Linked DNA regions of Mus musculus: region 2 is linked to region 1. Evidence: chromatin loops called from intact Hi-C (ENCODE). Cell type or tissue: left cerebral cortex. All regions are shown on one strand. Each heading gives the region's core, and the rest is flanking DNA. Links, peaks and the distances in the headings are about the cores only.

Evidence for each region. Peaks named below come from ENCODE experiments on the same cell type or tissue, not always from the same donor. Only the 100,000 strongest peaks of a DNase experiment are listed, where the experiment ranks them.
Region 2: it touches region 1 in a loop (2.1-fold over the local background); 3 of 42 quality-filtered maps call a loop at or near these places.

What each region holds. Positions count from the first base shown.
Region 1 is chr15:95,468,361-95,480,352 of GRCm38, forward strand. Nell2 (NEL-like 2) reads right to left here. Exons shown (of 20, transcript NM_001356951.1): 3 at 5,149-5,299. Gm31370 (a long non-coding RNA gene) reads right to left here and starts at 5,142. Exons shown (of 2, transcript XR_384375.4): 1 at 1-5,142. In left cerebral cortex, for the core only: no CTCF peak of the experiment used is centred there; a DNase peak (open chromatin) is centred at 5,807; H3K27ac peaks cover 2,769 bases.
Region 2 is chr15:95,521,180-95,533,171 of GRCm38, forward strand. It overlaps Nell2 (NEL-like 2), which reads right to left and starts at 6,835. Exons shown (of 20, transcript NM_001356951.1): 1 at 6,622-6,835; 2 at 6,098-6,226. The coding sequence starts at 6,685. In left cerebral cortex, for the core only: CTCF peaks have their summits at 5,008 and 7,578; DNase peaks (open chromatin) are centred at 3,871, 5,023, 5,747, 6,259 and 2 more places; H3K4me3 peaks cover 5,277 bases; H3K27ac peaks cover 3,486 bases.

The DNA of each region.
Region 1 (11,992 bases), core at 1,905-9,904:
TTAGTTTTTAGTTAGCACGCAGGTTTCGAGATGGGAGTTCCATGCATGTTCGGTCTCTGTTGCTCTTTATCCAGCCTCCCCCATCCCATCCCATCCTTCTCCTACTGTACTTTTTCCCCTTCCACTAGTCACCAGTCCACCTTCAAGGCACATGTCTTCTGTGACCCTCCACAGGACTCAAACCTTTTCCCCAGCCTCTTCTCCCCATTTCACAGTCATCTTTCTGGCATCTATCTGTGCATGGATGCAAACACGTGAGGGATATCAAAAGCTAAGGCTTTTTAAAAAACACATATTTTAAAAGCTGTGCTTTGGCACACTTACTTATTTCCATATCTCACAGATTTCCATAACCAGTCTATCAAATTAATACTGCCCAGCTCTTCCCAGCCAGTGTATGTGACACCTGCAACACACTGCTGTCAGGAGCTATATTATTCTATTGCACTCTTACTTGTAAAATGCCTTCCATGGGGCTGGTGATATGGCTTAGTGAGTAAAGGGGCTTGCCACCAAGTTTGACAACAAAAGCTTGGTCCTCAAAACCTTCATAGTGGAAGGTGAGAATCAGCTGCTGCAAGTTTCCTCTGACATCCACAGGTCCGATGGCATGCACATGCCCACATATATGCACATTAAGCAAACAAACACATACACACATACAAACATACGATGTAATGTCTTCAATGAAAAAAATCTGGTTTCCACGGGGATAACACCGGCTGGCCTGGAACACAAGTGATTAACTTGTTTCCTATACATCCTTTTAGGTCTTAAACATTTGAACCATGGAATATACTACCAATCCAAAATTGTGTAATTAAATCAAAATTATAAAATTTCTCAGCATTTGCTATAATTGTGGTGAATAGCTATGAATGTTACTCAGTGTCTCCTGTGGAATTAGCACATGTGTATAAACCTGAAGCATTCACACAATCATCACAAGCATTCTACATCAGAACTGCAACATGAGAGAGACTACCCATGCCCTGAAAGCTAATGTGAGAAAGAATGGATGGGAAGTGGAAAGGTCAAACACAGCTTCATGGAGGCCCCGGTGGACTAGGAAAGGCAACCGGAGGCAAATTATACAGCCACAAAGCAGACTTGCCTCTGCATTCAGACACTGTGCACTGATGCAGTGAGCCTCTGTGTAGTCAGCCTCCATGCAGTCAGACACTGTGCACTGATGCAGTGAGCCTCTGTGTAGTGAGCCTCCATGCAGTTAGACACTGTGCACTGATGCAGTGAGCCTCTGTGTAGTCAGCCTCCATGCAGTTAGACACTGTGCACTGATGCAGTGAGCCTCTGTGTAGTCAGCCTCCATGCAGTCAGACACTGTGCACTGATGCAGTGAGCCTCTGTGTAGTGAGCCTCCATGCAGTTAGACACTGTGCACTGATGCAGTGAGCCTCTGTGTAGTCAGCCTCCATGCAGTCAGACACTGTGCACTGATGCAGTGAGCCTCTGTGTAGTGAGCCTCCATGCAGTTAGACACTGTGCACTGATGCAGTGAGCCTCTGTGTAGTCAGCCTCCATGCAGTCAGACACTGTGCACTGATGCAGTGAGCCTCTGTGTAGTCAGCCTCCATGCAGTTAGACACTGTGCACTGATGCAGTGAGCCTCTGTGTAGTCAGCCTCCATGCATTCAGACACTGTGCACTGATGCAGTGAGCCTCTGTGTAGTCAGCCTCCATGCAGTTAGACACTGTGCAGTCAGACAATGTACAGTCAGACACAGCCTACGTGCAGTCAGACACTCATGCTCTGGGCAGTCAGGCACTCATTCTCTGGGCAGTCAGACACTCATGCTCTGGGCAGTCAGACACTCAGGCTCTGTGCAGTTTGGCACTCTCCTCATGGTCTTCGTCTCACAGCTGAGCCAGGATCTCCACACTTTGTCATTTCCCTTCTTTCCTGTCACTGATAGCAATAGCTCAGTGCAATTAGCACAGGAAAGGGGACCACCGTCTGGACAGAGGATGCCTCACATCAGCTCTTCAGATTATACTGTCCACCAGTGTCTGTTTTCTTCTTGACACTTTATCCTCGGGTAATCTAAGCTCACAGATTCTTGCCCTGTAGCTTTCTAATGTGGATTCAAGAGTACGTGCTCAGAGGAAGTGACCCAAACTCACACATTCCCATACTCAATCATCGCTGTGAGCCTCTTGCAGGTGATAGATGATCCCTTATTATGAACCAGAAACGGAAAATAAGATCTGCACCAGTCATTGCCAGTTAGAAGTGGCATACTTACAGAAAGAAGACCAATTTATATGGAAAACCAACAGAAAGTCTCAGTTGCACATAACTGCCCCACACATTACAAGCACTCTGGGGTTCCATAACTAATTCAAAGATATACACCCTCTGCCATATGTAATTGGCAATGTTGTAGTTTGATCTTCTGGAGTCTACTGTGGCAAGAAGCCACCATATGCCACCAAATTCCATACCTTAATTGCTGAGGCCATCAGGATAGATATCCATCAAAAGCTCATCAGACAAACATCTATTGCCTAGCATTATCAAGGGCAGCTTACTCTTTACCAGAGGGCTGAGCTTTGTCTGCCAATCTGCATGGCCACATTATTTTATCTGTTCCCGTGGATACACCCACAAACTACCTTATGATTACATTTTATGTGTGTTTGAAAGTAGGAAATACCTAAATACATGTCCAGAAAATGATAAAGCTAAACACTTGGATAAGAAGTAAAATGATGGGGCTGGGTGATGTCTTTGCAGGCAAGAGTGCTTGATGTGCAAACATGAGAAACTGGGTGCACATCCCACCAGGCACAGCCAGGCATAAGCCTGGGATTCTGTGTCTCAGGGTAGGGAGAAGGAAATCAATACAAGGACTGTGGCTTGCTAGCCTGCCGGCAACCCTAGCAGAAAATGGTGAATTCTGGGTTCAATGAGGAATGCTGTCTCAAGAGAATAAGGCAAAGGGTGATATAGTAGGACACCTGGCATCTTCCTCTGGCACCACTGTGTACATGCACATGGGTCATGGGTATGAGCATCCAAACACATGTAAGTATAATCCTGATGCTATCAGTAGCAGGTTAGGTGGTACTGTGGCAGAGAAACAGGCAGACGAGTGGTCTAATGACTCCCCACGGACAGTACATCTCATAGGGGTGCAGTCTGGGTACAAGGCTCTCCCCACCAGGTCTTCTGGAGTTAAGGGGCACTAACATTTTATATGGATCCACAGGTGAGGACCACAAGGCGTAAAGAGGGGCAGTGAGTGGTAGAGCGAGCGATGAGACACGCAGGCTGCATACTGGGCTACACTCTTAACCTCAATTCAACACAGATGGCGAATGAACTCAGGGAGCACGCACGGGCTGACGGCAACTCTTTCATGGTTGTCATCTCACTGAGAATGAATGCCTTAAAAATAAACTATACTTTACAGAATGGAAAGATATCCTGTATCACAAATGTGGTGGTGTTTGTTTCACTAAAGTTTGCTGACATTGAAGACAAACATAAAATGAATAAGCAAACAACTTACAGAATTAATACAGAGATCCCAGAGGCAGTGATCAGGTAGAACTTAACGTAAGAACATGATGAGCTAAGGATGCAGTCAGACCTGGCTACCACACAGCAGAGAGGGCACGAAGGAAGCTAAGGGTGGCCCACACGTGTAAGTAAGTGTTGGCACCTGGGAGAAGGCTTGGTGAGTTCCATGTCTTCACACAGAGAGGAAGAATCTACAAGTTCACCAAGGAGAAATATCCCCAGCATGACTCCCCACGATAGAAGGCCATTCTCCTTTGGAATGGTCTTTCTTTATTTTGTGTCGCTCTTGTTCCCCTAAAGCCCAGCTGACATGGGCAGAGGCCCAGGGCCACAAGCTCAGACCTGACCTCACCCCGGGGCACTAAAGAGAAGCCCGGGGCAAGCGGAAATCTCTGGAAATTGTGGGGAGATGGGGTCAGTGGTTTAAGTAGTTCCCAGCTGGGTGCTTGCATGGCGCCCTCCCCTCTGGCACAGGTCAGTGCCCAGAGGAGAGCAAGGCCAGTGAAATAATCCTTTGAGGTTAAGGATGCAATGCAGGGAGCCCCTGAACCCTAAGAACAAGGGTACCAAGAACCTTCCCCTCTAAGACTTGTTGCGTTTTGTTCTCATACATTTGATTAAGTTTGCCCAACAGTATCTGGAAGAGATCTGAAAAGTTTCAGACTGCCTAATCTACAATAAGAAGAACCAAATAAACTTTTTTCTTCCAAAAATCTGAAGGAGATCATTAACACTATGTATCTAAAGCACTTTGGGTTTATAAACTTTACTTTTCACGACCACCTAAGAAGGGGCTGTCATTATTACCCCACCTTTCAGCTAAGCAGTTGGCGACACAGATCGCCACGTGACTTGCCCAATTCATAGATAATACATAATCGGACTAGGCAGCCAAATATAAGCCTGTGAACATTTCCATTGTCAAAATTATTATTTTCCGATTGTTATTAATAACTCAATAACAATTAGTTATTATTAATTAATAACACGATTAATGATAACTGTGTCATTGTAAGCTATCATTCAGTATTTGGGTATTATTCAGTATGTGTGCATCTATAGCTACATGTGTCAAGTGTATGGGTGAAGCTCCTCTCTCAGCCTCTTCTGCCAGTTCTCCTAGTGATCCTTCCACATGAAACAGAAAGTAGAAAATGCTCATAAGCATCCTGGTCCCCACTCATGAACACATCCGTAAGTACGGCGACTTATCAGGTAAGTTCTCTGTATATGATTAAAATCATAAGGCTATTAAGTTCTTGATACCACAGTCACATTCCCGAAAGGGAAAAGTCACTGGGCCTTTTTGGTTAATGACCAGGAGTTAAGATGTATGTGTGTGTTCGCATTGAGGAGGATAGCCCTTGAGGGATTTAGGGACTGACAAATAATCTTCAGAGCGGACTTTTTTGTGCTCCCGACATGCTGAGATTCAATGGGTCCCTGTGCATTTGTGCAGGACTCTGCATGCAGTACTGCATAATATATAAAACTCTATGTCTTAAAGTCCCTCGCAAACCCCTCCTAGCAGGGCTTGTGTTTATGTCTCCTTTGTATGCAAACACCACAGAGAAGGCCCCAGAAACATTACAAGCTCCACCTACCTGTGATCCAAGTGGTGGATGGAGAGGATAACTCCCGAATTTAAGTGGATCTGTTTCAGGGTCACCAAGATTGTGAACTCGTGTTTATTTCTCAGCTTCTGGAAAAACCGCTCAGCTGTAGCAGTGGATGCCTTTATGCTTCTGGGGGACTCTAAAGTTAAATAAATAATAAACACACAGTAAGAATGCGCTAGAGTATGGTTTTACAAAGTAAGTCTTGCAAACAATACCTTTCTCAAAACTTTATCAAAGAATAACTCATAAATATCAAATCTTAGACTCCCTTGATAGGTTCTCCTAATTAGATCTTATGCTATATACAATGCAGTGCACCACAAAATCATATGAATTAATGAATATGTTTAGAAATCTGTTTTTAAAGCATGTCATCTTTGAGAGAAAAACCAGAGAGCCTTCCCAGAAATTGAACACTCCCAACTTTTCTCTTTACGTACTTTCTCCTGTTACCATAGCTACATCAGTAACGATGGCAAAGAGTTGTGGGTCCTACAAAACCAAAGCGACAGGCCACTGCAGAGCCAGGTAGATTTTCTGACACCTCCTGGGAGAAAACTGGATTTAAATCTGTGAGCCTCTCTCTAAAGTGGTATCTTTAGCCAGAAGGCTCGCTATATATAGAGTCTTGAAAAGATCAGTGAAATTAGTCACTCTCAGCCTTCTGTGAGGCGGATGAAACAGGAAAATCAATTTTTCTCACCATATTTGTTGAAAGAAATACATAGAACATAACTTCACCCCCTCCTCCACGGACTTCGAGAAAACTCAGCCTAGCAAGTTTGCCTAGGAAAAGAGAAACTTCACTTGGCACTTTCATATGGTTTGGTCTTGAATTCCAAATTCAGAACAGACAAGACCCGGGAGAGTCAGGACAGAGAGAGCAGTGGACTGGGTGGTCAGGAAAACCTCACTGTTGAAGCCACTGAACACCACAAGCCTGAAGCTTTCTTCTTTATGACGGCCTGGTGGCTAATGCTTCAAGTTTTCATCTTTGCACTCTGAATGTATCCTGGGCTCTTATGTGCACTTTAGTGAGCAGTAGGGTCATTAATAATACTCTGTTTCACACTTGCTGAGAATAGTTCATAAACCTCACTGTGTATAAAGATGGATCCTATATGAGGGATGGTTATGTTAGTGTGGTTGTGACAATTGTCGAACTGTATACACACGTAGGATTTATTTGTTGTGCACCTTAATTATGTACACTTTTTCTCAGTTATGCCTCAGTTAGGAGAATTTGCCCACCAAAGCAGACAGGCAGCCACAAGAATAAAGAACACCCACCCCCAGCTTCCAGTAGCCACATGCACTTGCTGGTTAATAACAGTTAAGTTTACTATCAAAGTCTCACTCTCTAAAATGGATATGGGCAACAGAGACCACATTGAAGCCATAGAAATTGTAGTATATCTTCATATTTTAGGATGTTTCCTGTGTTTCTTTGAAAAAAGTCATTGGGATTTGTGGTAGAACTGCATTGAATCCTTTCATCGGGTCATTTGCAGTGATGGTGCTATTTTAACAATACTAAATATTTGAATTCTCAAGTACAGGATAACTTTCCATTTGCCTCCAACCCTTACAGCAATATTCTAGTTTTCAGTGTGTAGCTCTTTCGTTTCTCCAGTTTAAATTTATTCTAAATACCTTCTTGTCACTAGTACGAGTCACAATGTCTCTATTTCTCTTTTCAGATAGCTTATTGTCAGAACATGGAAACTCTCAAGCATTTTTAGTCTGTTGACAGTAAAGTAAAGAAGAGATTTATTTGTCTCTCAATAACAAAAAATTGGGCAAGCATTATTTTCTTCTTTTCCAATTAAAAACGTATCACAGCAATTGCCACCGTGAATCTAACGAGTCTCCACTTACTGAAATGTGGAAAACCTTAAAATAATTTATCCACCATAACCTGACAGCAAAAAGTGTGGGTTCAATCATAAATACCATCCACTCTTGGAGACAGAATAGCCAACGGATGCTTCAAGGCTCACCAGGTTAGTATTTTAGCTAGGCACTGTTGCTACTTATATTCAGATTAGGAACATGCCAGCTTGGAACTATTATCACAGTTAGTGCCCATTGCTTTCGGTCTCCTCTCAACGTTTTCATAGTGTAAACTATAAAGGCAAAATAATCATGATAGTTTTAAAAGCCAAATTTAACAACTTGATTAACACTGTGTGCAGTTTGAATAGCCTTTAAGCATAAATAATCTCATTTAGCCCTCGGAGCACTCTGTAACATGTGGGATTCTTGGCTCCATTTCATTATAAACTGCAGATTAGAGAAGAAAGGCCAGGGTGATTGGGGGTCATATCATATTTATCCCCAAATCCATTCATGCTGTGATTGGACTGCATTTGGAAACACCAGAAGCAAGCTTGTCCATATAAGGAACCAAGCCACCTAATTCAAGTGGCAGATCCAGGACCCAACAGGGGACAAGGTGCTGCCTACGGTCACACAACAGAGCCCCTCAGTACCACAGTGATGCATACGCCAAGAGGTATGTTAAGTCTTCATTTTAAGCTAACTTTTACAAAAGCGTACTGTCCAGATAAGTTTCTCATGATTTCTGAATTAATGGAGCTTTTCAGAACGGCGGTGGGATTCCTACCATGGAATAACCTCGCAACTACTTGCCCTCATCTTAAACTATAGTGATGTGAATTAAAATTTAAAAAGAAAACATTCCTTAGGAAAGAAAAGCTTCAGGGGCTGGAGAGGTGGCTTAGCGATCCAGAGCACTGGCTGCTCGTCCAGAGTGGCTCACAACCCTCTGTAATGGGATCCGATGCCCTTTCCTGGTGTGTCTGGCGATAGAGATCCTGTACTCATACACATATAATAAATACCTATTTTTAAAAAGGAAAAAGGTGTGCAATAATTGTACTGTAGAAGTCACTAAGTTCCCTGGGATTAGTCTACAGCCATGGGTTGGACAGACCACTCCTCCTGATACCACAGCTAATTAACATGCATATGTTCCTCATTACCAGGCTGAGAGCAGAGAGCATGCACAGGCTCCTGAAGACTGACTCTGTCTGACCTCTGACTCTCATCAAACCAAAACCAACATCAATTGTCTTTCCCAAACCCAATGCCAATTTAAATTTGGACCCATACCATATAGCCATATATTGCATAACCTCACTATGATGAGCACATGTTGATTTGATGAGTCAGGGTGTAAGCATTAATGAGCAAATCAAACAAAAATGAGGGCCAGATTCGCTGCCCAGATGTAGCAGCTGACTGGTTGACCTTAAACAAATCATTCGACACGCAAACTGAAATTTTCATTTATAAAATAAAATGAAATATAGTTAGTCATAATACATGGAGGCCACAATAAAATGCCTCTAGAGTTCAAAGTATTAAAAGTTTATATATAACAAATGTCATTTAATTTTTTAATTATTATTAGTTTATCAGTATGGAATGTGTGTGTGTGTATGTGTGTCCACACAAGCATGTGTATGCCACGACAATCATACAGAAGATGCAGGACAACTTTTTTTAATAAATATCAATTTATTGAAAATTATTGTTCCAAGAAAAATGAAGTTAAGGTCCTATAGGTACAAAGCCTTCTAAAGTTCTGTCTAGCTAAAGAGAAAATGAAAGCCCTCTTAGTCAGTGCCAATTATATATTACTATTCTGGGTTAGTTTAAATGAACCAAATGTTACCTTTACTTTGAGTCATATTTTCTTTTTTTATTAGATGTTTTCTTCATTTACATCTCAAATGCTATCCCCTTTTCTAGTTTCCTCTTTGAAAATCCCTATACCCTCCCCTCTCCCCCTGCTCCCCAATCTACCCACTCCCACTTCCTGGCCCTGGCATTCCCCTATACTGGGGCCTAGAATCTTCACAAGACCAACAGCCTCTCCTTCCACTGATGGCTGACTAGGCCATCTTCTGCTACATATGGAGCTAGAGACACGAGCTCTGGGGGTACTGGTTAGTTCGTATTGTGGTTTCTCCTATAGGGTTGCAGACCCCTTCAGCTCCTTGGGTGCTTTCTCTAGCTTCTCCATTGGGGGCCCTGTGTTCCATCCTATAGATGACTGTGAGCATCCACTTTTGTATTTGCCAGGCACTGGCATAGCCTCGCAGGAGACAGCTATATCAGGATCCGACACAGGACAACTTGATAGAAGAGTTTCTCTGGTTCTGCCTTTGTGTAAGTTCTGACTAGCTTGGCAGGCACCTTCCTAGGCCCTCTTACAGCCCTTCATTTTAACTGCTTTGATTTGACTTAATGCTAGTAACCATAATATGCCTTACCACTCAATTTTATAAGTTCTCAAATTGTGTTCCTTTGCATTATTTTATATATTTCAATTCACACATAGACAACAACTTGGTTGTCACAAGTGGAAAGATTGTTTTTTAAAAGAAATACAATATTTATAGGATCAAAGTAGGATTTCTATAATAGATCATCAAAATTTTATTAATAAGTCTTAATAAATAGGTGTAATGAATAGCAAGCTATAAAGCAGTCTCACATGCATATGGCGTGAAGGTTGTTTATTGTGCGAGTATGGATTACACAAGGATATTCTAACAGAATCTTTGCTGACTAGCCAAAGAGAGTACACAGTGCCCTGCCAATTATGCAGAGGCGAGATGCTGAAAGACACAATTTCATCTTCCCTTAATAGGCCAGTTTGACCTAAGACATCAATTTGGAGAGTTTATTCTTTCATATTTCTTCCTTAATTATAATAATCAAATTATTTCAGAGTAGCAAGACACCAAAGTCTCACTTATCACAATTAGCCACCCTACCTAAATTAAACCTGTTTCTGTCATGATTATTCTCACTTTAAGAAAGAAAACAGCTCTATAAAGCACCAAAGGGCATTACCAAATGACAAGAAATGCATGGTACTGAGCTTCTCGGCTCAGAATGGCTGAAGGTGAAAATCTGTCAGTTTCTGCCCTTGTTTTCTCCACACCCTTTTCTGTCCTGAGGCAGAGAAATAATAATAATAATAATAATAATAATAATATAATAATAATAAACATCAACAATAACAATAATAATAAACAGATTTTTTTAAAGAATTGTTGCCTCTCAGAAATTCAATAAGAACTCTGGAAATCTGTTCACCCTCTGAGAAAAGAATCACTTCCCAAGCCCACTGCTCTGGGCTTCCACAGAGCTGGGCTCCTACTTCAGTCTCAAGCGGAGCCCCCTGCACTCAGCCCTGCATCAGCTGCATGGTGGAGACTTTACTACTCCGTCAGGTCCTTGTCAGATCTTTTGTTTCACTGCCCCTTTGGAATGGCTGAATCCTGCTGAGGTCTCCAGATGCCAGATCTGCAGAAGGAGGCCTGTTGCTCTCTGAGATACAGGGACTAATGGGCTGTTCCAACCGTAGACCCCACCCCGACCCCCATCATTCCTCTTGTTTCATCTCTTACCCCATTGAATTACCTTCTTAAAGTTTTCCCACCACTGTGAGATTTTTCTGAATTAAACACACAATTTAAATGTTGGTGTTACCACTGTATAAAATACACAATTCGCCTACAATCTAAACTTAGCTCTTAAGGTTAGTTCTATCTAACCTTGCTAGAAGCTAACTAAACTCCGCTGCTATCTCAGCTACTCTGAGAATTCTCTATTAGTTTTCTTGTCTCTGTGACAGACAAAAAACTTAAATCGTATAAGGGAAGAAGGACTCATTTTGGTTTGTGACCTTTTATGATGTACTCAATCATAGCAGAGAAAACACACAGGCAGGCAGATCCGTGGCAGTTAGACTGTGGCTGAGACTCCTCAGACCCACAACTCCATGGAACAGGAAGCTGAGACAGAACGGGAAGTACAAATATTCCAAGTCTGGCTGGACCCTACCTTCCAAAGGCTTCACACGTTCCCTGAATAGTGCCATCAGTGGAATAAAGTGTCCAAACCAGATTAGCCTGTGGGCTAACATCTTACATAATGTTATAATAACAAGATATTGTATTAAAGTAAACATCATAGCACCCAGCAAGCATGAAATCCTCCCATTTCTGCCAGAATTTTTCTGTACATAACCATTCCCAGACGAAGCATTGCCCTCAGTTTGCTGCCAACTTTCATTAATTCAAAAAAACTTTTACTCAGCACTTAGTATATGCAAAATGCATGCTACATAGTTTCATGTTGAGAATTCTGCAAGTGAGGATCAGTAATATTTCAATACCATGAGCTGTCTGTAACACAGTGGCTGACTCCTAATTGTTCTCCAATAGAAACGGCTCACCTCTTCTCTCTGGTAATGAAACCTTCTAGTTTTCTGGCACACAGATATTACTTAAAAACTGCATTATTCCATCTTATCCTTTGCAGCCTCAGTGTCCAGGTGGTGTAAGGTCCAGTGGAGTGTGTGTGAAAGTAGCCGGTGCTACGATCCTCTTTTATGATCTGAAAGGAAACTGACCGCCCTCTTCTTCCTTTCCATTGGTAATATGGGGAGAAAAGGGGGAACTTCAATAGAGACAAGGGTGTGTGAATTAGAATACGGACCAAAACGTGGACTTAGGACAATCTCAGATGGGAAATTTGCCATCAGCCCTGACGACCTGCCGGCTCTGTATTGTTACATAAGAGATCAATGAATGTCTTCCTTATGTAAGCGATGCGTTTTCTGGGAAAGCACAGACTACTCCCCACTTACTACAGCTCCCCAAATTTCTGACTCGCTCAGACATCCCACAGGGCAATCAGTCTTTAAAATAATGATCAAGAAATTTTCTTTATGAGGCACAATTGTAAAGATTATAAGTCTTACAAACTATACACATATTTGCTACTT
Region 2 (11,992 bases), core at 1,322-9,321, 52 kb after region 1:
AGACACTACTTAATCTGAAAGAAGTTTCAAGTCAACACAATCTTCAGAATGTTTCCTGAATATCACTGGCTGCTTTAACCAGATTTACAGTGAAAACCAGATACAAACAAACAAACAAAACAGAGCAGAAATATATAAAAAATGTGCAGTTGGTCAGAAAGGGACATGGAAAGCTAGAACAAGGATGAGGCGTTTGCTAAGTGTCAAGTCTGGGGCTTGGGAAAGCTCAGTAAAGCACTTGCTTTTCAAGCATGAGGACTTGAGTTCAGTCTTTTAACTCCATATAAAAAAATGCTGGGAGCCAAATGGTGGTGCACACCTTTAATCCCAAGCAGATCTCTGCAAGGTCAAGGCCAGTCTGGTCTTCAGTGCAAATTCAAGAATAGCCAGGGCTACACAGAGAAACTCTATCTTTAAAAAAAAATCATAATGAGAAAGAAAGAAAGAAAGAAAGAAAGAAAGAAAGAAAGAAAGAAAGAAAGAAAGAAAGAAAGAAAGAAAGGCAGGAAGGAAGAAAGAAAGGAGAAGAGAAGAGAAGAGAAGAGAAGAGAAGAGAAGAGAAGAGAAGAGAAGAGAAGAGAAGAGAAGAGAAGAGAAGAAGCTAGGAAGCTAGCTAGGCATGTGACACATGCTGGCATTAGCAGCTCTGTAGAAGCAGAGTTGGGCATATCCTTTGTACTCACTGGCCAGAAAGACTACCCTACTGGGAGAGCCCCAAGCCACTGAGAATGCCTGTCTCAAAATGCAAGGTGGATACTTTCTAAGGATTGAAACTATATTTGACCTTTGACCTCTACAAGCCTGCTTACACATGTGCATGCATGTACATGTACCCAGCAATTATATCAAATACCCTATCATATTAAATCTTCCCCAGCCACAGTGGCATTGCTATGGTTTGAATATCTGTGCCTTTTCAAAGCATGTTGGTGAAATGTAAAGCCTACAGTGATAGTATGGATGGAGGCCCTTGGGAGAGCAGCACTCTTCCTCACGGAAAGAATGAATGTTGTTACACAGAGCTTGAAAGGAGATGGGGTTGCCTGTTCTGCCATAAGGAAGACATAGGAGCCACCCATGAGGAATGCCCTTCACCAGACAGGAATCTCAATGAAGTAGAAAAGGAATAGCAAACTAAGCTCACAGCTAATAGAAGGAAAGGAACAATAAGTATTGAACAATGGATGAAAGAAAGAAAGATAGGTAGATGGATAGATAGATAAGTAGATGATGAAAGAAAGAAAGAAAGAAAGAAAGAAAGAAAGAAAGAAAGAAAGGAGGGAGGGAGGGAGGGAGGGAGGGAGGGAGGGAGGGAGGGAGGGAGGGAGGGAGGGAGGGAGAAGGAAGGAAGGAAGGAAGGAAGGAAGAAAGAAAGAAAGAAAGAAAGAAAGAAAGAAAGAAAGAAAGAAAGAAAGAAAGAGGAAGGAAGGAAGAAAGGAAGAAAGGAGGAAGGAAGGAAGGAAGAAGGGAGGGAGGGAGGGAGGGAGGGAGGGAGGGAGGGAGGGAGGGAGGGAGGGAGGGAGGGAGGAAGGAAGGTGCTGAATGGCTAGATGGATGGATGGACGGACAGACTGACTGACTGATTAAATCAGAGGGTAGAGAGATAAAATAAACTGAGCCCTAGAGAGGTTTTGTAAATCTAAGCAGCACTAACAAAGCTCCACCTGAAGTAAGCAAAAACAAAGGCGACAAATCAGAAATGAGGAAGAAGCTTTAAAACTGGTCACACGGCATTTAAAGATCCCAAGAGACTGCTTCAGCTGATGTGAAGCCTAAACACAGACGCCCTGACACTCCTCAGAATTCTATGTGCCCAGCGCCCGATTCCAAAGCTACTGCCATAGGGTTGGGTATTTCTTACAGAAGCAGCCACTTCTATGCAACAAAATACATTAGTTACCTATTGCTGGTAAATTAAAAAGAAAGAAAAAAAAAACATGGCAAGGTTTATCAGTTGTTACTATATGTATTATTTCATAATTCAGGTCAGAGGTCCAAAATTAGTTCCACTGACCTAGTAATTATACAACAATAATTTGGGTGGATGGACTTAACTTATAACCGCTTTCACTTCATCATCAAGGGTACTGAAGCTCAGAGAAGTAAGTACCCTCACGGCTGTCCTCACAAGTAGCACACAGCTTGTGACTTTTTGCCTGAGTCTACCTGGGTTCTAAGTCCATCTCTGATCACTGTGTTATTTTTCTCTGTCAGAGAAGCACCCACAGCCATAGCCCTGAAACTCACAGGCTCTCACTATAACAGTTAATTTTCACTGTCAACTTAACTGAATTTAGGATTACCATAGATTGTTTGTGTCGGAGAGGGTATGTCTCAATGAGGTTTCACTGAGAAAGACCGGCCCTGAATGCAGGTAGTCCAGAGACTATGGTCTCAGGGTGAATACAAAGAAAAATGGGATAGAGAGTCCTGAAGGTCAGCGTTCATCCCCCTCTGCTTCCTCCACACAGGATGCCTCACCCTCTCCATGCCTGACCCTCACCGCCATGCTCCTTGCACCACAGACACAGCCACTCTCATCCCTGTGTTTTCCCCTTTGAATTGCAAGTTGAAACTAACCATTCCTTCAAGTTGCTTTTTCAAGTGTCCTGTCACACCCATGAGAGGTGTAGCTCACACACTGCTGGAGACACGCCCTCATCACCCCCTTGAGCTCTAACGAAGTCACCCACCAGTGTCACTGGCCTGCCACCAAATACCTAGGAATGCCTTCCCTTCCAGATGTAAAAGTTCTTTAAGAAGAATCACTAAGATTACTTTCAAGTTACCAAGGAAGGGGGAAAATGTTTTGATTTTATCTGTGCTTCGGGGGTTAATGAGATTATGCAATCTACCAACACTTCAGAAGGTATTTTCCTAAGACGGCAGATGAGATTATCTATTTTGGGAGCCTGGACAAACTGTTATGATCAAAGAGCTGAAACCCATGCTAAGTTTGTGTGTATGCTTTATCCCTTATGATCTCTCATGTACACAGAGAAAATAAAATTATTATGATCATTATCTGCCAAAACACGAGCGAGGCTCCAATGCTAGGAAGGGAGAATCTATTCGCTGTTTTAATAGTCCTTAGAACTGAAACTCCTTACACCTGGCTGCAAGTCTTTTCATTGCCAGTATATGCTGCTGTATTCTTCAAAAGCATAATAAGGGTGCTTGGGACTATGTGTCAGGTTACAGCCAGAAATGACTAGAACCCCAAACTACTGCCCAGATAAATTAAGTAATTATTCTAACAGGCATAATCCAAAACCCACAAGTATTAAGGAATGGTTGGATTTGAAATCTCATTAAATTTTCAAAGCAACTGTAAATCAAATTTTAACAACACTAAAACAGTGCTGCAGCATTATGGTGGATGTTCCAATAAAAAGTGATGATTTGGAAGTATAACAAAATGTTAAATAGTAGATTTGTACTTCACAGTAGTTTTTAAAAAAACATTCATAGTTTAAAATATTCATAGTTTCAAAATACCAAAATACATGTATATCAGAAACCAGAAAGAGAAAATAAAGTAACCAAAATGAAAAATACTAAATAAGTAAAAAGTCATGAGGCCAACGTGTTTTGAGATTTCTTATTTCAAAGGGATGAGACAGGTAGTTTTGCTATCTGTTGGAGAAGCAATCGATGGCTCAGAAATCACTTCACCTTGTTTAGAATGTATCTGGTAGCACAGAAAACTTGTACGTGAAGTTTGTATGAAATCTGGGAGCACCTCACAGATTTTTTTGATTTGTTTCTATTCTTGCTATGACATTTGACACACTATATCAAATACTGGCAGCATTCTCAATTCACTATAAATGAAACCTCGAAACTCTTCCCGGTCTGAATGCTCTTGTCCCTCTAAGCCCCGTGGGATCCAGAGAAATAGCACAGCTCAGGGCTGAGTTCTTATCAAACCTGCTGCTTGCCTGGCGTCTGAGGAAAGACCTTGCCAGGGAGACGCAGAACCACACATCAGTCACTTGTCACTGACTTCGGAATTCAAATCTTGTAAGAGAAGTTACTACAGTGCAATCAATACATCAGGAACGCAAGCCTTACAAGGACACAGCGGACAGTAAATAGCGGTTCAGACACAAAGAGACTTAAGGTGGCAGGAAGTGAACTTTTGCATCTTTGAATGAAAACTATTTGTGAAGCATTTGCTCTTTCTAGTATTGAGCTCGGTATTAGCTAAAAAACAAAAGAAGTTCACTGTTGGAAACTGACATCCACCAACTGAGCACAATTCAAAGAAAACATATGACATTAGCCATGGTTATTTTTTTAATCACAATGCATACCTTAAAGAAACTGGCTATTTATGGCGAAATAAATATTGTTTTAAATGAACCAGAAAAGAAACTGATACCCTAAGACTATTACCTAGAAACCGTCATACTGTTCAATATATAATTGTCCGATTGTCCCACATAAAATGTACATTTCTGGTTTCTACTTGTGACAGATGGACACTTTGTATAGGAAGTACCCTTAGGAAGGCTAAAGGGAGCCTTTGAGGTTATCATAACAATTCATTACAATGCAGACCATTATTGGAAACTTGGTTTGTTATGCTTTCTATTTACCAAAACTATCAAGTCCTAAAATATTGAGTTCCTGTTCTAAGAGACTAAAATTGAAAGATAGAAATAACACAGAGAATGAGTCTAAAGCCTACCCCTAATTACATTTCTATTCAACTGAATTTTTGCTGACAATTGAGCTCTATTTCCTTGATTACATTTAGCTATTGTCTTCAGTATCCCAGCCCCACCCTCCCCAAAGCATCTCGGAGTAAAGAAAATATCATAAACACTCGTTGCAATAAAAACACTCATTAACAACCTTAACTGAAACCCATTTTTAAAGAGCTTACGTTTTAATTTATTATGAACACAAATTCTTCTTAAATGCAACACATGTCAGTTTTTCCCTCTCCCTACAGAAAGCTCAAGAGCTGCTGTCCATGGTGACATGCACTGGCTGAATGAGGCAACAGCGCCACCACAGAAACATCCAAGTTGCCTACTATGTCTGCTTCTTGATGGCAGATGTGCTGGGTTGGTTGCATTTTGCATCGCCAACGTTTCAGTAATTATCAGTTGCATTTTGATGGCAATTTGAAGCCATAGCTCCCAATAGCAAAAGAAACACATAACACACACACACACACACACACACACACATGTATGGTGGTGGGAGGATGCCTTGATCTTCAGGATACAGGGCATCCCCAGTGCCTCTTTTTAAATTCCATCTCCTTGGACAGTTTAGCCCCCTTTTACACCCTCGGGCTAAGCACCTTCCCACAAGGCGAGAAGTTTTCAAAAGCTTTACTCAATCAATTTGCAGGCTGGCTTTTTTTTTTCTGAAATTTTGTTCTGACTAAACAGTATATTCAAATATGATTTGAAGTCTGGACAGTAATGAATAGCCAATATCCACTGAGTTCAAAAAGAAAAAAAAGTTTTAAAATTCTACACGTACAATTATGGTGATATAGGGCTATGCTTCTGTGAACGTCCCCTTGAAATGATTTCAAAATAATCGTAGCAGTAGCATTGCCTTCCCCTCGCCGCTGATCGGCACGGGAGAATGGGGAGCGCTCCATGGTAACCGTGCTTCAAGTACAGACATGTGCAGTAAAAATACCATAAAGGAATTCCTCTGGTCAGGCACCACAGCGCCGAAACTTTGGGAGGTCAGTATTTTAACCAAGATTGAGCTATCTTGTTTCCTTCCCAAATCCATTCCACCCAAATGAGGCGTTTGTGTTACAATTTATTGTTCCCTAGACGCCCAAATCACCCATCTGCCTCTGGAGTTTCTAGTCGGTAATTAAGGCACTATCCATTAGAACCACCAAGTGCACCAAGTAAGGAGGAGGAAAAGGAGTGCGAGGGGGAGGAGGGGAGGAGAAAGAACCCACTTAAAAAGAGTCAGACCCTGAGCTCACAGAGACCCCCTCGCCCCAGCTGGGACTCTCCGCCCGCTCCGTGCAGCGTGCAGCGCCAAGCCAAGTTACCAGAAGCCGCAGAGCCAGCTCCCCGCAACACACATGGGGCTCCACACTGGGCCATACCTTGGAAGAGGAAGGCTTTCGTCCCATTATGCAGTCCCGGGACTTGGCGCACTCCATCTGTAGACTCCCCAAGTTCTAACTCTGTTAAGACGTCAATCTGTAGGGAGGGGTCCACACCAAGCCCCCAAACTGGTGGGAGTGGGGAAGGGTAGGAAAGAAAGAAAGAAAGGGGGCCATTAAAACGCAAGCTTCTACAGCAGCAAAGAAAGCACGCGTCTTGGCGACGATATTGGAAGTGCTGACAAGAGGCAACTCGCTCCTCCACAGGGAGAGCCTTACCTGGACGCGCTGTCAAGCTTAAAATAGCAGAGCGCTGGGTCCCATCTCCTGACCTACTTTAAGCCCCTCTCTGTGCAAAGTTCCCCCTCAGCCACAGACCCTAAGGGTGTGACCCGCCTCGCTGTCCCCAGGACAAGCACAGAAAGGACCCAAATGCAAATCCTCCAGAGCTCCCCAATCCAGAGGGACACCGGGCGGCGACCCCATGGCGGGGAACATCCCGGCCCTGCTCGGCGGCCACTCACCCGCTCCAAGCCCGAGGATCACGCAGAACGTTCTCAGTAACACCCGGGATTCCATGGCGTGCATCGTCTCAGTCCATCGTCTCCCTCTTTAAAAATAAAGATAAAAACCAAGAGGTGCTGGGAGTGAAGCGGGAAAGCCGCGCTGGCCCCTCCTGCGACCGCCTCGGCGTCGCCACCCGGGCTCAGACACCTAAGACCGAGCGGGGCGGCCCCCCCCGGGTGCGCGCCGAACTTGGAGCCGCCTCTGCGCGCATCGCTCCCGCACGCGGCGGGCCGCAGCCGGGTCAGGCTCTCGGGGACCTGCGGGGACCTGCACCGAGCAGCGCCCCGCCGAGCCACGCGGCCCGGGCGCGCACGCAGAGGAAGGGAGGCGGCTTCGGGAAAGCCGGGCCGGGCCGCCCCGCACCCGCCCGCGCTCCCGCGCCCGAACCTGTTGGAAAGGCGGAGACAATGGCGAGAGCCTGGAGCCGCCGAGACCGCTCCGGGAGGGCGGGGCGCGAGCCGGGGCGCGGGCGGGGCGGCCTCTTTTTCCCCCTGCACACGCAGCGCCTGGTCCAGCCAGCCCTGCCCGCAGAGGTCCTCAACCACCCTCGCAAGCCCGCAACCGCAGCCTCCGCTCGGGATCCTAGGATCTCAATGCCAGGTGCCAAGTTGATGGGCGGCGTTTGCACTCACCCCCTCGAAATCGGGCGCGTGTCTCCAAAGCCCGGCGAGAGAAAGGACCACCCAGCCGCAGGAGGCGAGGTTGCAAAGAAAGGCACCCGGCCGCCTCGGGCAAAAGAGGGAAGCCCTCACTTAGACACTCACGCTGCACGGCAGCCCCGGCGCAGGGCACCCCCTCCCGGGCGGGAAAAGGAACCCAGCCAAAGCACGCAAGACTCCTAGGTGAAGCTGGACAGGCGCGGGAGACCGAAGGAGATGGGTAGTGAGCAGGGGAAGCCTGGCCAGCCCAGACTGAGAGGCTTTCTGCCCAGGGCGGGGCGCTGGAGAGCCTCCAGGCGCAGACAGCACACAGAACTTAGCCAAGTGCCAGGAGCTGCTGGACAGCTCCAGAAACCTTAGAGTGCTTCCCAAATCCAAAGTCCAGGACACTACACAGCAGCAAGGGTCAAAGGGCAAGGCAAGGGGATTCTACCCACTGAGAAAAACAAGTGTCAGTACGTGTTAGAATGAATAGATGATACAGATAAGACTATGTATAGATGGATGGATGGATGGATGGATGGATGGATGGATGGATGGATGATGGTAGATGAATGGATAGATGAAGGATGGACGATAGGATGGTAGATAGGTTGATAAGTAGGTTTGTAGATACATAGTAAGATAAGTATATTTTTATTAAGTAAAAGATTGAGCCCAGGAAACTAAGAAGCCCACTCACTGTTGACCATACTCATGTAGACTTTACTCACCCCCCCTCCTCATACATTCTTAGGACTAAAAGAGTGGGATTATTTGTGATTATTAGAAGACTGAATAAATAAATTAAACATCAACGACGTGTATATTTTTCGAGTGCTACCTAAATTTTGCATTGAATTTTTAAGTCAGTTCTCTTCCATCATGGATAAGTTAGTTTCAAGAGTGAGTAAAACACCCATCTGTTTCTAGAGAGCTCTGAGTCCTCCTCCAATTAATCAGAATCTGCTTTCAACAAGACCTGAACCAAACACAGCAAGCCATAGGCAATATGAGATGTCACACACTGCATACATCATTGCTACACACATCACAGTAGTGATGGGGAGACACGTCTACCTAAGTTCTTGGAATATTTAACGGGGGATAAGAATTTTGAAACTTTATCGATAGTATTTATTAATCCCCCTTAATCAAAATTTTCACTAAATTTTAAGACAAAATCTTACAAACTTTGAGAACTATTCCAATGCTCCCATGTAAGGATTGGAGGGCAACATCTCAAATTTGCTAAAATAAAATAAACGAAAAGGAAACTATTTCTTGTGCAGCTTAAAGATCTTTCTACAATAGTATATTCAAATATTGATCAATATAATATCAACATATACCATATCAATATAATATCAAATATAATATCAATATAATATCAGCAATGGCTACATAAAATGTGTATCAATGAATAGTGCTATTTAAATTATGGTTGGAAGAGAAACAAGAGGGATGTGAGTAGAGGCACATGCCCAGTATCCTCACAACACTCCTACCTGTGGAAAAGGAGGAATTAGAGGGTGGATCCGAGTGAAGCAGTATAAGAAGATCGATGAACCAAAGAGTTGCAGCAAACTCTAGTATGGAAAGGGAAGCAAGCAAACAACAAACAAAAACCTCTCTTCCAGAGAGCAGTGTTGGCATGAACTTGGTCTAGCACAGTAGATTCCCTTTAGAGTCCTAGAGAAATATCCAATAACAAATCTCTCATGTTTGAACCAGCAAATCTTCTGATTTATTACCTAGGCAATATCTATTTAAAAAATAATTAGCTACTAGAGTGCTCGCCCAGCATGCAATAGGTTCTACTGACAGCAGCACGCATTGAAAGATATCATGTAGAACATGTGATCGCAGCATTCAGAAGATGACGAAGACAGGATCAGACTACAAGGTCATCTTCAGCTACTTTGTGAATCCAAGACCAGCTTAGGTTATGTGAGAGCCTGCCACTGCTCCATAGATATGCAAACACATAAATTGGCCCAAAAAAATGAAATTTTGGTCAAAATGGTTGACCACACTAGACTTTAAAAGGGTCCTCTCTCACTGTGAGCACGTCTTCATGCCCAGCACTTTATTTATAAGTGAGATTTACACTGACAAAAGAAATTCCTCAACATGCTAGGAGATGAGAGGTGGAGCTTTGCTGGTGGAGTGATTGGGAGAAACTAGGACACGGGGTTCCAGACGCCACAGGAACCCTAAGGTAATGTATATTTTATCATACACACTAGATAATGGACTATGACCAAAGCCAGAAAGGGTGAGCTACTTCTGCTCAGTTTAACAAGTGAAGGGACCTTGGCATGATCACAATGACATCTGCTATATCAAGAGGGAAGTAAAAGCAGAATGGTGGATAGTTGGGTAACCACACGAGGCTTCTCCAGCCCTGGAAAATGTCTGCTGGTTCTGTTGTTTCTGTGTCACTACGGAGCAAACTGTTACAAGTTTAATTGCCTAAAACAACAACATTTGTGATCTTCCGATTCCCTTCGTGGTGACTCCATCACCAGTCTGTCCATGCACTGACGAGACTACATCTATTCTGCAAGCTGGGGAGGAGAGTCCCCCTGCTGCTTTAAGCAGTGTGGGCACCCCTTGGCTCGTTCTCCCATTTTGTCTTTAGAGCCACCCATGGTAAAGAAAGTTTTATTAGACCTCAACAGTTCTCAAAATACAACTTGAAAATCTTCTCTGGCCTAACAGGATTTCTACAATAATATTAAAACCATTTGCATATCCCAGGATAATCACTCCTTCTTAGCCTTAATGACAAGTATGAAATCCCTTGGCCATGTAAAGTATCATACCCAGACTCTAGGTGTTAGGATATAGCTATCCTTGGGTACGCATCCTTCTAATAGTTATAATACTTAGAAATTATCTAAATAGATATCGATTTTCATATGTAAGATAATCATAACACAGATGTAGTAAAGGTACCCATAGGATAGTAAGGTCTATCTAACTTAACCTAGCTTAACTCTAATGTAAATGGTAACGTGGGTGTCTGCCTGGATGGTGGAACATGTTTATATACTCCGAAACATGAGTTAAAATACTACACAGAGATGTGAGTCTAAAAACACAATAGTTATAATGGATACAAAAATATCAAAGTAAAAAGAAAAGGTTTGTGGAACACAAAATACAAGTAAATGAAAATAAATAATAAAATGGTAGACTATAATTCAACTGTTAATAATTACAATAAATGTAAATGATCTAAAACAAAAGAATGGGGTTTTTCCACAATAGATCAGGAAATATAAACTAGCTAACTACATGGGATTAAAAAGTAATCACTCCAGAGAGAGTAAATTCAGTTAAACATAGAGGGTTTTTAAAGGTATCTTAAACAGAAATACATCAAAAGAGAGTTGAAGGGGCTATAAAATTGAGAAAGTAAGTTTACAACAAAACAAATTAGCAAGACAACAAATGTCTTTACAGTCAACTCAAGAGGAGGATCACTTGTCATAAGTGGTCGGCCTTCTAGGAACACAGGGCAACCTCCATGATAAGGCACACACCTGACAGCAAGGAATCAAAACACCTGGGATACTTATCCCCAAAGAAACTGAGACAGACATTATGTGAGAGACAGGCAAATCCACAGTAATATTTAGAAACTTTTGTTTTTTTCTCTCATAATCTGATAACATCATCTCTAGTCCCATATGCTCAACACCAACTGCACTAGACATCTGGGGAAGAAATAACATCCGGTAATCACAATTTTTCCAAAAAATAAAAGAGTAAGAAACATCCACCAGCCTATTTTTAAGAAACAATCACTATTTTAGACTAAAATTAGACAAACAAGTAACAGAAAAGCAAGACTCAGAACACAAAAGCAAAATACGCCTTTTGAAAATGCACAAATTATCTTCAACAAAATATTAATGAGTCAACCACCAATATCTAAAAATAATACTACAAACATGAGGGTTTCATTTTAATACTGCAAAACATTAAATTCTCTGATATCCATCAAAGCAAACTGCTGAACTTATCATGTATAGAAGATCACATGATTTTATCAACTGGTGCATGGACAGCATTTGACAAAGTTCAACAACTAATCATAAAATAGCAAATTATATTCTCAGGAGCAAAATTAGAAAGTAATGACATAATCTAATTGTCACATGGAAAAGATGCTATACCTTAGCTACGAGTGGAAGATTCTAAGGCAAGTTGCAGGTAATGAACTTGAGAGTAAGAAAAAAAAAACAAACAAAAGTTGTTTGTCTTATAAAACAAGAAACGGTTTCCCCTCAGCAACATGGTCATCTCATGTGAAATTTTCACAGCACCCATGAAAAATCTGTAAAGGGTGACTTTTGCATATCAAAACATACAGAACATAAAACATGAAGCAATTGGTCACATACACATTACTATCCGGGAATGATGTAACTACAATTAATTTTAAAACATTTACAATGCATTAAAATAATTATATGGTAATCTGAAAAAAATCATAGGGAAGATTTTTCCATGGATAACTGTAGAACATTGCTAAGGAAATAAGGACAAATGGATCTGCAGTGCCCGTGGATGGGATTTACTGTCGGTAATGCATTCATTAACTTCATACTGAGCTAAAGAGTCCAGACAATCCTAACCAGAAGGCTCTGTACACAACCCAGTGAGGAGCTGATCATCA